2 separate regions of the Homo sapiens genome follow, and region 1 is linked to region 2. Evidence: chromatin contacts called from ENCODE Hi-C or POLR2A ChIA-PET data. All regions are on one chromosome and are shown on one strand. Each heading gives the region's core, a stretch centred on a gene start or an enhancer-like site at or near the end of the contact. The rest is flanking DNA. Distances are from core to core; before and after follow the strand shown. Region 1 overlaps SLC15A1 (solute carrier family 15 member 1). Region 2 has its middle 73 kb from the start of STK24-AS1.

Region 1 (5,977 bases), core at 3,366-5,865, 97 kb before region 2:
ATTTTGCAGAAGATGTGGCCACGTTGTTGAGGGGGATCTGAGCCTGTAGACAGGAATGTCGGTCGGTGGCTGCCTCAGTGGTCCTGGTGGAGTGATGTGTGTCAGTGCCCAGCCCCAGGGTGCAGCCGTCCTCTGGCTCTCAGAATGCCTGCCGGACACAGCATGTGGTGGTTCCTAAGGAGAAGCAGTGAGTGGTTCACACTTTGGACTTCTAATTGTAGCCAGTTGTGCCTGTTCCAGAAAGACCTGCAACTTCCCTCTCTGGCGGAGACTGTGGCCGAGCTCAGCTCTGCAGGCAGATTCCTGGGCTGCAGTTCTGGGTCCCGCCCTCAAACAAGTCCCACCTGTCACTCTATGCAACTTTGCTGGGAGGTGCTCTGAACTATTTCTGTTGATCATCAAATACCAAATACCTGAGCAGCATCCTTGTTGAGTTGGAATTTATGACCCGTGTTTAGCATTTCCAGCAGATCCAATCCCGAGAGCTGTTAGAGGCAGCTGCCTGGTTATTGGTGAAGGAATACAGAGTTAGATTTGAAGCCTCCTTTCCAAATGAATTGATGCGTTCTAGTCTGCAACTGGTCCTCTCTGTTTGCAACTGAGATTGACATAGCATGTGAATAGCAACAAAAAAGTTGATATGCAAAAACCGATTTGATTTTTACTGAAGTCCTAACTTTTCAATATCAAGGGTTAGTTAGTAAATGAAAAAAAAATTGTTTAATGGTTGTTATGGGGAAAAAAAGTAGTAGTAACTTCTCTTAAGAACAGATCTTGGCCGGGCGCAGTGGCTCACGCTTGTAATCCCAGCACTTTGGGAGGCCAGGGCAGGTGGATCACCTGAGGTCAGGAGTTCGAGACCAACCTGGCCAACATGGTAAGACCCCCGTCTCTACTAAAAATATATAAAAACTAGCTGGGCATAGTGGCGGGTGCCTGTAATCCCAGCTACTCGGAAGGCTGAGGCAGGAGAATTGCTTGAACCCAGGAGACGAAGGTTGCAGTGAGCCAACGTGGTGCCACCGCACTCCAGCCTCCGCGACAGAGTAAGACTCCGTCTCAAAAAAAAAAAAAAAGAACAGATCTTTGGTACTTAGGTCATGCCAGAATTGCTTCAGATCCCTCAGTGACTGAGGGGACACTTGAAGCAGTTGGCGAACGAGGCAGGGGACAAAAAGGACGTGGTCCTTAGAGAAGCCTGTACCTCCTGCCTCTGACTTTGTCCCACTGTAATTGGAGCAAATTTTCACGGCAGGTGCTTTTTCATTCCTTGAGAATCCAGGAGCAGAAGTTCTGAATGAATAGGAAAGTGAGGGATTGGATGAGACTCAGAATCATACCATTAAGGCATTTATTAGACTTAGTAACAGAGGCAAGGAGAATCCACAACAGTTAACAGAATAAATAGAAGTTGCTTTGGGGCTGGGCGCGGTGGCTCACACCTGTAATCCCAGAACTTTGGGAGGCCGAGGCGGGCGGATCATAAGTTCAAGAGATCAAGATCATCCTGGCCAACATGGTGAAACCCCGTCTCTACTAAAAATACAAAAATTAGCTGGGCATGGTGGCATGTGCCTGTTGTCCCAGCTACTAGGGAGGCTGAGGCAGGAGAATCACTTGAACCCGGGAGGCAGAGGTTGCAGTGAGCCAAGATCGTGCCATTGCACTCCAGCCTGGACGACAAGAGTGAAACTCCGTCTCAAAAAAAAAAAAATGTTGCTTTGGGTGTGGCAATGCACAGCCAAACCTGGCTGAGTGTCTTGTTGGGCTCATGAACGGCACCTCCTTTGTTTTAAAGCAGTGGTCGACAGTCTCTTCTGGAAAGCCCCAGGTAGGAAATGCTTCGGGTCCTGGGGGCCAGGTGGTCTCTGTGGCAACTTCTCAACTCTGCAGTTCTAGAGCAGCCGTACACAATCAACAAATGAGCAGAGCAGTTTCTATAAAACTTCATTATGTACTGAGACATTTGAATTTTATGTAATTTTCATGTGCCACAAAATCTTAAAAAACTTTTTACAATCACTTAAAAATGTAAGCTTACATTCTTCTTAGCTTGTGAGCCACACAAAAACAGGCAGTGGGCCAGATGTAGCCCATGAGCCATAGTTTGGGGATCCTAGCCAAGGTATCTGTGTGGTTCTCAGAGCCTGGGGTGGAGAGATGTTCTTTTCCCAAGGGCTGTCAGGTTGAATTCAGTCTCTGAATAGCAGAAAACTTCTTATATGCTGGGAAGAAGCGTCAGTAAGAAAAAGCAGCCTCCGAAGCCTTCGTAGGATCATAGGGCTGGGGGTGCTTTTGCTGAAGGTTTTGACTATTTGATCTCTTTCCTCCCACCCCACCTCACTCCCTTATCCAAAGCTTAGCAAGACTATGCTAAATGGACTCTGAAAATTAGGTACAAGGCTTCAGGTTCAATGCAGCAAGCACCTGCCTCTATCTGCCAAGACCTCCAGGTTGATTGGAGATACTCACTCACTTAAAGTAGGATACTTTATTCTCTTCCTGCCCCACCAGATCTCAGCCTCCTGGCTGGCCTTGTTTGTGATTCTGATAGGTTTTTCCAAGTCAGCTGCCTGAGCTTAAAATGATGGATGGGCTGTGAAGGTCCCTCACACCTGGTGCGTCCCTCCACATTCTCTCCTCCTCCTGTCAACTCTTGAGTCAACCGAAGAACAATATTGAAGTACCAGGGCAGCTGGTGTCCCTGCTGCAAGCTATAGAGGTGGTCCCACACTGAAGGAAGCCTTTGGCATATGACCTTCGGGGGAACTCACCTCCTCCTAGCCAGCAGCAAGAAAAGAGAACTTCTAACATTGGGTTCTTTTGGGCTAATATTGCTCTAAGTCAGCGTTTTTCAAACTTGAACATGCATCAGGCTTATCTGAGTGAGGGCTTGTTCCAGCAGTGGGGCTCGCTGGGCCTCTTGCCTAGAGTCTCAGGTGCAGGGTAGAGCTCATGCACTGACATTTGACCACGTTCCCACGTGGTGTGATGCTGCTGCTCCCAGGCCCACGCTTTGAGAACCACGACTCTAAAGATCCCCTGGGTTCTTTTTTTTGACCCCTGCCCATGTGAACATGTTGCCACTGTGCCCTAAAATTAGGCTGTGGGAAGGTCTAGTACAGTCTGGGCCCTGGCTTGTCCATGTGGGTACATGTCCGTGATGATGAAGCATTGGGTAAATTAGCAGGTAGAACTTGAGAATTAGTCTGCCGGTGCCGTCTTAACGTAGGGATAGCTGGGCACTGCGGCTTACGCCTGTAATCTCAGCGTTTGGAGAGGCTGAGACAGGCGGATCATTTGAGCTCAGGAGTTTGAAATCAGTCTGCGCAACATGGCAAAACCCCGTCTCCACAAAAAAAATACAAAAATATTAGCTGGGCATGGCGGTGCGCACCTCTAGTCCCAGCTACTCGGGAGGCTGAGGCCAGAGGATCACTTGAGCCCAGGAGGTGGAGGTTGCAGTGAGCTAAGATTGCTCCACTGTGCTCCAGCCTGGGCAACAGAGAAACTGTGTCTGAAGCAACAACAAGACAAAAACAAAGAAGTAAAGAGAGTAGAAATGAATAGGAGTGAGAAATGAATGTGGTTCAGCTGGGCTGGCCAGGATGCACCTGAATTGCATATCTATGCAGGTATTTACTTAACCATGTGAGGATAAAAATAATCCTGCCTGAAGAAATTATATCCTCAGGGGGCAGGAACATAAGCCCGTAAACAACACTCTTCCACTCCGAGTTAGAGTTGAGGAAAATGAGGTACTATGAGACCAGTGAAAGCAGCAACTAGGAGTGTTTGTCTGAGCAGGAGGGTTTGCCTACTTTAGGTTTGCCCAGTTTGGATGGAATGCTAAATGTTTGCATGGTCTTTCACGTCTCTTACAAAATGTCCTGAGTAAGATTATTCCATTTTCGATTCCCTTGGGTTTTTTTGTTTGTTCATTTGTTTTTTGAGATGCAGTCTGCTCTGTCAACCAGGCTGGAGTGCAGTGGCACAATCTCGGCTCACAGCAACTTCTGCCTCCTGAGTTCAAGCAATTCTCCTGTCTCAGCCTCCAGAGTAGCTGGGATCACAGGTGCGCACCATCACACCTGGCTAACTTTTGTATTTTTAGTAGAGACGGGGTTTCACCACGTTGGCCAGGATGGTCTCAAACTCCTTACCTCAGGTGACCCGCCTGCCTTGGCCTCCCAAAGTGCTGGGATTACAGGCCTGAGCCACTGTGCCAGGCTGGGTTTTTTTGATTAATAATTTTTTTCTACTGCCCTTTGAGTTACTGAACCATTCCATGAAGAACAAACAGGGCTTACTCAATGGGCTAGTTGAGCTACCAGGAATCCTCCCTAGAAAATGGGACTGCTACTCTATTCCCCATGGTGGAGCTGCTGATGACTGGGGGCCTGGTGTAGAACTTTGGAGCTAAGACTTCCCAGCCAGGTGTGTTCCCATGGTGGAGGCAGAAGCTCTCAGACACAGTTGCGTCTTGATTCTATGCTTTGCAGGATGAGAAAGTGGGTAGGTGTCCCAGGTGAGCCGATAAGGAAATAAAAACAAGGGTCAGGCCTGAGGAACCTTTCCACATTCTTCCTTGAGGACAGTGAGAGAAAGAGCAGTATTCTCAGCTGAGCGAGCACGGTTGACTCATCATCCCGGGGTTGCAACACCAAGAACCAGGGAGTCACTCTTTTGTACCTTTGTCCCTTGGTTTCAGAAGCTGGAAGTCTATTGCGGAGGACACTGGACCCTGGGTTCACCTCATGGATGTGATACAAAGGAGGCTGTGTCAGCCGGGGTGGGGGGGGCCACACCTCTTCTCTCGGCCCCTCTGGTTTTTGGGGTTTAGGATGAGGGCAGCTATGAGAACACAGTTAAAGCACAGGCTCAGCCGTTGGGAAGTGCCACAGCCACGGGGCACAGGGACAGGGTCTTCCACAGAGGCTTAAGAAGGAGGAAGGTCTAGTTCCTCTCCTGGTTCCTAGACTGGAAACTGCTCAAAGCTCCTCACCGGGCTGCGGAAAGGGGTCTCTCATTGGAGAGAGGGTTTAGAGTCCTCCAGGTATGATGTGGGGATATGGAACAACAGGTCCATGTCCAGAGGGAATTTTGGTTCAGAGATCAGATTAACAAATAGAAAATTCACAAAATGTACTTCCATAAGAAGGCTCGTTAAAAGTTCTCAAACTAGGCATTTAGAACTTCTACAATCTGCCCCTAGTGACAAGATTTTATTATAAGCTCTATTAGGACATGGCAGATGTTTATACATTTGAGATGTTCTTGAGGAAATAAACGTTTTTCCTTTTTTTCCATTAAATCAAAACACCTTGCAGAGAAAAGGGAATGCTTATACACTGCTGGTGGGAGTGTAAATTAGTCTAACTATTGTGAAAAGCATTGTGACAACTCCTCCAAGAACTACCATTTGACCCAGCAGTCCCATTACGGGGTATATACCCAAAAAAATATAAATCATTCTACCATAAAGACACATGCACACATATGTTCACTGAAGCACTATTCACAATAGCAAAGACATAGAAGCAACCTAGATACCTGTCAATGATAGACTAAAGAAAATGTGGTACATATACACCACGGAATACTACGCAGCAATAAAAAAACAACAAGATCATGTCCTTTATAGGAACATGGATGGAGCCGGAGGCCATTATCCTCAGCAAACTAACAGGAACAGAAAATCAAACACTGCATTTTCCCACGTATAAGCAGCAGCGAAATGATGAGAACACAAAGACACAGAGGGGAACAACACATACTGGGGCCTACTTGAGGGTAGAGGGTAGGAGGAGAGAGCTGTTTGGAAAAAACCAACTATTAGGTATTAGGCTTAGTACCTAGGTGGAAAAATAATCTGAGCATCAAAACCCTGAGTCACGAGTTACCTATATAACAAACCTGCACATGTACCCCTAAAATCGAAGTTAAAATGGTAAATAAATAATGTTACAAGTTAAAA
Region 2 (5,554 bases), core at 830-3,329:
AAAACTCATTTAAAGTTCAGATTCCTGGACTCTAGCCCCAAAAGCTCTGATCCAGCAGCCCTATGACTGGAGACCTAGATACTTCTGAGAGCATTGCCTTTGAGAAATCTTCTTGTACAGGGCTGTAATCTCGGCATCATATACATTCTAGTCCTATTTCACTGAACCATTTCACCATAAGCATCTTTCCTTGTTGCCACATGGGCTCCACACTGTAATTTGGCCTTTACAGAGCTTCCGTACATCTTAATAATGTCACAGTGCAGGTGGTATTTTCCTAGCTGACCCAGCTCAAACTCTTCCTCTGGTTTTGTTGATCTCAGATGAAGGGTATGGGATCTGGCAGAAGAAATACAACATTGCATCAAGGGGACGCATAGTCATTTCCCTCCATTGGAACCTTTACATTGAATCTGTTTAAGCTCTCCAGGCAAGTCTGAGTGTGATTAAGCCAAGTAGGGGCTCCGGGGTGGAAAATGGGACCAAGATCTGAGCAGGTACAGTCCACCGAGCAAAGTCAAAGTCTGGAGCGGGAGACTGAAGATTGAAAACATTCCAGAAGCCAGTGGTTGGAGCAGCTGGAAGAAGAAGGCCCAAACCACCAGGGAAGGGACTTGAGTGAGGCGGGTGCCAAGGGCACGGGAGTTGAGGAGACACAGCCTCCTTTGTTTCACAGGGGTCTGCCCCACCCTGCTTACCACATGAGCCTTGACAATCGCTCCAGAGAGTCTGCTTTTGAGAATCTCTTGTAATCTGTTTTACCCTGGAAAAAACTTTTATGTCTACTGATCTGCTGGGGCCCATCTACCTGACCCATTCCTATGACTTAAAAGGCCCTCCCTTTTTCCTAACCAGGTACCCTACTGTCTTGCTTAACTAATATGATTATGTCCTCAGCTGGACTAATGGGGGGGACCAAATCCTTCTAGGGGAGAGGGAGAGACAAACAATCAGGTGTTTCTGAAACCTTATCTCCTCTCTCCATCAGCGATGTCGACCATGAAGGATTGGACAAGACTATATATTTCAGGAGCACCGCTCTGGTATGCAAATCTGTGCACAGAGACCCATGACTGCTGAAAACCAGTTTTAATACCTGGTTTCTGAAAGACTCTTCCAGAAGCAATGTGGGTCTTCATCTTGTTGCTATGGAGGTTGCCAAAGGCCTCCAGCTCAGTTTCCAGAATTCGCAGCGTTAGAGATCCCACCATTCAGACTTATTCAAGTCCTTTCCCATGGGCAAGACTCAACAAAACCAACATGCTCACTCACACATTTACAGTGAAAACAGTCACATCTTCATTTTAGCAGGTCAATAACCTTGGAAAAAAAAATACATTCGGATTGGAGTTGTGCTGTGAATATGAAATTAAAATAGAAGAAGCCAGCTGTTGGAAGAAATATTTTTACCAAGCCATGGTCAGCTAATAAGTTCCCATTCTCCACTATCGAGAGACAGATACTGTTTATCCTGCTTGTGAACCCCTTTCCTTTCTGATTTCTGTGTTTCTGACCAATTCCTTTCTCTTCACCTTTCCCTTCTCAATGCTCCAAGCCAACTCTCAGAACTCAACTCACAAAAACATTGCACCATCATCATCCTTTGCATGGAGTTCGTGCCAATCCTAGTTGCACTTCCTCATCAGAACCTGACTATTTTATGATCATTTCTCAAAGCTTCTCTTCTCAGTCCTTGCTGCTGTCAGTTTCCCCTTCACCAAGTGCTTGGCCTCCTTGTCTAGAACATCCTTGCATGTCTTGGAATTCATGTAATCAAGGAAGAGGAGGCTCGGAAGCATCCGAGCTATGCCACCACACCCCTCGGGATGGCAAGCTTGAGAAACTGGCTTTGCAGGAAGCTTGCTGCAGTGAGAAACAGGCTTTATAGACAGGGCGATTGGCATGAAGGAGCCTTGTGAAGGTAGGAATGTATGTCACAGGCACAGTTTTGGGACAAAGTCCAACTCCGTACGTCCACAGGTGGAGCCGATTCCTGTCAGGTCAGTCTCCATCTAGGCGAAGCCCTTCCAGGAAGGGCACCGAGTTCCAGGGCTCGATGACATCACTGGGGCAGAGCTGCAGGACCAGCCCCTGCCCCTGCTCACTCTCTGTGCCCTTTGCAAACAATGGCCTGCCCCAGGGGACCAGGGTAGAAGCCTCCACCCTGTCTTTGCTTCTCTTATCTCTGAAGTATGGTTTCTCAACCTTGGCACTATTGACACTTGGGGCTGCATAATTCTTGGCTATGTGGGCTACCCTGTGCATTGGAGGCTGTTTAGTAGCACCCCTGGCCTTGACACTAGACGCTTCGTTTATGTCAAGGAAAAATGTCTTCAGACATTGATAAATATCCCTTCTGCGGGGCAAAACCACCCATGGATGAAAACTACGGATACCAAGCTGCCCTCCACTTTCAGAGCAATAAGAAGAGGACACAGGGCCTCTGCTTTCAAGTGGGTGCAGAAAGTAAGACTGGAGCGAGGGGAGGGTTGGAGCCAGCAGGTAAATGCTGTAACAGAGGCTTAGGCAATCCCCTGCCGCTGCATCTCAAACACTTGTTTGTGCAACAAATAATTAAATATGCTATGTGCACAAATCTGCCCATTTGTAGATTCTGGACAATTTCAGAGATACCCTCCTGTCCCCTACCACGAGGCTACTTGCATCTATTATGTTTACCCATGCCAAGTCAAACAGAAGACTCCTCTTTTAAAGTCCTCAAAGCAAAGTTCTCAAAGTCCAAGTTCACCACCAGCATCTTAAGAAGTGTGATTGTTGGCTGGGCGCGGTGGCTCATGCCTATAATCCCAGCACTTTGGGAGGCCGAGGCAGGCAGATCACGAGGTCAGGAGTTCAAGACCAGCCTGGCCAACATGGTGAAACCCTGTCTCTACTAAAAATACAAAAATTAGCTGGGCATGGTGATGCTCACCTGTAATCCCAGCTACTCAGGAGGCTGAGACAGGAGAATCGCTTGAATCCGGGAGGCGGAAGTTGCAATGAGCTGAGATTGCGCCACTGCACTCCAGCCTGGCGACAAAACGAAACTCCATCTCGAAGAAAAAAAAAGAAGAAGAAGTATGATTGTTGTTGTCAATGATGATGTTATTACTGCATAAACAACATTAAGGAAAATTTAAAAAACAAACTGGGCTAGGTATGATGGCTCACACGTGTGATTACAGCCCTTTAGGGGTCTGAGATGGAAGGACTGCTTGAGGCCAGGAGTTTGAGACCAGCCTGGGAAACACAGCAAGACCCTGTCTCTACAAAAAATAAAACAAATTAGCCAAGTGTGGTGGTGTGCTCCTATATTCCCAGCTTCCTGGGAGGCTGAGGCAGGAGAATCCCTTCAGCCCAGGAGTTTGAGGCTGCAGTGAGCTATGATGGTGCCACTGCACTCCAGCCTGGGTGACAGAGCAAGACTCTATCCCTTTAACAAAAACATGACAAATTCTACTGTTATATTATCTCTCCAAATCAAGTGGTTCTCCTTTCTTCATTTCCCTCCAGCCCTTTACCATACGAATACATGCTTTTCTTACACATAAAACTCTTGAGTAGACCCATCTTCAATTTTCAACACAACTTCTCCTGAACATTTATGGGATGATGCATACATGAGGAGTCCTTCTGATGTAGAAAGATATCTTGAGCCAGGCACGGTGACTCACACCTATAATCCCAGCACTTTGGGAGGCTGAGGCAGGAGGATTGCTTGAGCTCCAGGGTTCAAGACCAACCTGGGCCACATACTGAGACCTTGTCTCTACAAAACATCAAAAAAATCAACCAACTGTGGTAGTGCACACGCATAGTCCCAGCTACTCAGGAGGCTGAGATGGAAGGATGGCTTGAGCCCAGGAGGTTGAGGCTGCAGTGAGCTGTAATTGTGCTTCTGCACTCCAGCCTGAGCAAAAGAGTGAGACCTTGTCCCCAAAAAAAAAAAAAAAATTGAATGAAAATCTACGAACAAATGTACATACCTTTTGCAACAATTCATTCCGCTGTGACCTAATATTTACTATAGGGCATGGAGGAAGTCAGTTTCAGTCTGGATTCCTCAGAATTGTCTACCTCACTCTGCTCAATGATTGAACTTTAAACAAGAAGTGACCTTAGGTATCACCCAGAGTTCTCTCACTTTACAGATAAGTTACCTGTGGCCCAGATAAGTTGACTTTTCTGCCAAGAGAATATGAATAGTAGATAACAAGACTGGGAAGAAATCCCAGCCCTCCTGACTCCCTGAAGCTGGTGGCTTCTCTCCACACCCTTCCTTACTGAACACCCATAAAGTTCACTGAAGGAAGCAGAGATCAGAATGTAGCAACGGTATTAGACACCCATAAAGTTCACTGAAGGAAGCAGAGGTCAGAATGTAACAACAGTATTAGAAAGAAGCTGATACAAACACAGTTGATTTTCACAAAATGTTTTTTATTGTTTGTTTGTTTATGAGAGACAAGGTCTCACTTTCTTGCCCAAGCTGAAGTGGAAGACAGATTATAGCTCACTGCAACCTCAAGTGATCCTCTTGCCTCAGTAGCTAGGACTATAGGTGTGAGCTATTGTACCCAGCTAATACACACACACACACACACACACACACACACACACATTTTAATTATTATTTGTAGAGACAAGATGTTGCCCAGGCTGGTCTCAAACTCCTAGCCTCAAGCGATCTTTCCATTTCAGCCCCCCAAAATACTGGGATTACAGATGTGAGCCATCACGCCTATCTGATTTTCACAAAGGGTTTTAATTCAGTTTCCTGTACTGTAAGGGTTCTGGTTCTGGGTGTGTGACATACAGTAGAAACTGCCCTAGATTAAAAGTTAGAAAATATGGGTTAAATCTGATCTCTACTATTAATGAGCCCTAAAACCCAAGATGAATGGCTTAACTTCTCCGATCCTTGGTTTCTTCATCTGAAAAAATGTCAGAAATAATTCCTATCAAGTGTGTATTAAGAATCTGAACAAGTTATATTGTTTGAACCAGTAATCTCCTGCTTCAGGAGTTTTATCAATAAAAAACTCTGGTACCTAGAAATAGTATTATGTACAAAAGCACGTAACTACTCCTCTGCTGGTAATTACCATGTATTGAGCCTCCTATATGATTGCTACTGTGCTAGCTGAGTTATGTAATGGTCTCTAATCTCCATAACAAATCAGAGAGATGAGTATTATAGTGTTTATTTTACAAAGGAGAAAACTGAAGGCCAGGGAGGAAAAATGCCTTGTCCCAAATCACCCAGATGGTGAGTGGTCGGAGCAGAGGTCAAACTCCCATCTGCCTCTCTCAGCCAATTTTCCTCCCATTATGCCTTGTTATTTTTTTTGTAATGGCAAATATTTGGAAACAAACCTAAATAACCAATAATAGGGTTTGATTTAAAAATTCTAGAATGGAATATTTTCAGCTATCAAAACATTGTTTCTTTAAGGTTTATTAATCACTTGGGTTTTTTGTTTGTTTGTTTGTTTGTTTGTTTGTTTGTTTTGAGACAGAGTCTCACTCTGTCACCCAGGCTGGAGTGCAGTGA

The links. Hi-C counts contacts between places; a loop is a spot of excess contacts on that map. ChIA-PET counts read pairs that join two places held with the same protein, here RNA polymerase II (POLR2A).
Region 1: a loop to region 2 is called in a map of endothelial cell of hepatic sinusoid, with 5 times the contacts of the local background. The contact joins two enhancer-like sites. A Hi-C loop is called at or near these places in 1 of 168 maps with a recorded cell type or tissue (endothelial cell of hepatic sinusoid). POLR2A ChIA-PET finds 5 or more read pairs at or near these places in 1 of 52 experiments (Caco-2).

Annotation. Positions count from the first base shown.
Region 1 is chr13:98,745,854-98,751,830 of GRCh38, reverse strand. All of the region lies in intron 1 of SLC15A1 (solute carrier family 15 member 1), which reads left to right. Among named protein-coding and RNA genes, the nearest start is that of SLC15A1, 3.8 kb to the left of the region's middle. Within about 2 kb of position 4,615, at least 2 of the 41 ENCODE cell types and tissues checked have a DNase peak (open chromatin) inside an H3K27ac peak, as active enhancers do.
Region 2 is chr13:98,646,981-98,652,534 of GRCh38, reverse strand. No RefSeq gene overlaps it. Among named protein-coding and RNA genes, the nearest start is that of STK24-AS1, 73 kb to the right of the region's middle. Within about 2 kb of position 2,079, at least 7 of the 41 ENCODE cell types and tissues checked have a DNase peak (open chromatin) inside an H3K27ac peak, as active enhancers do.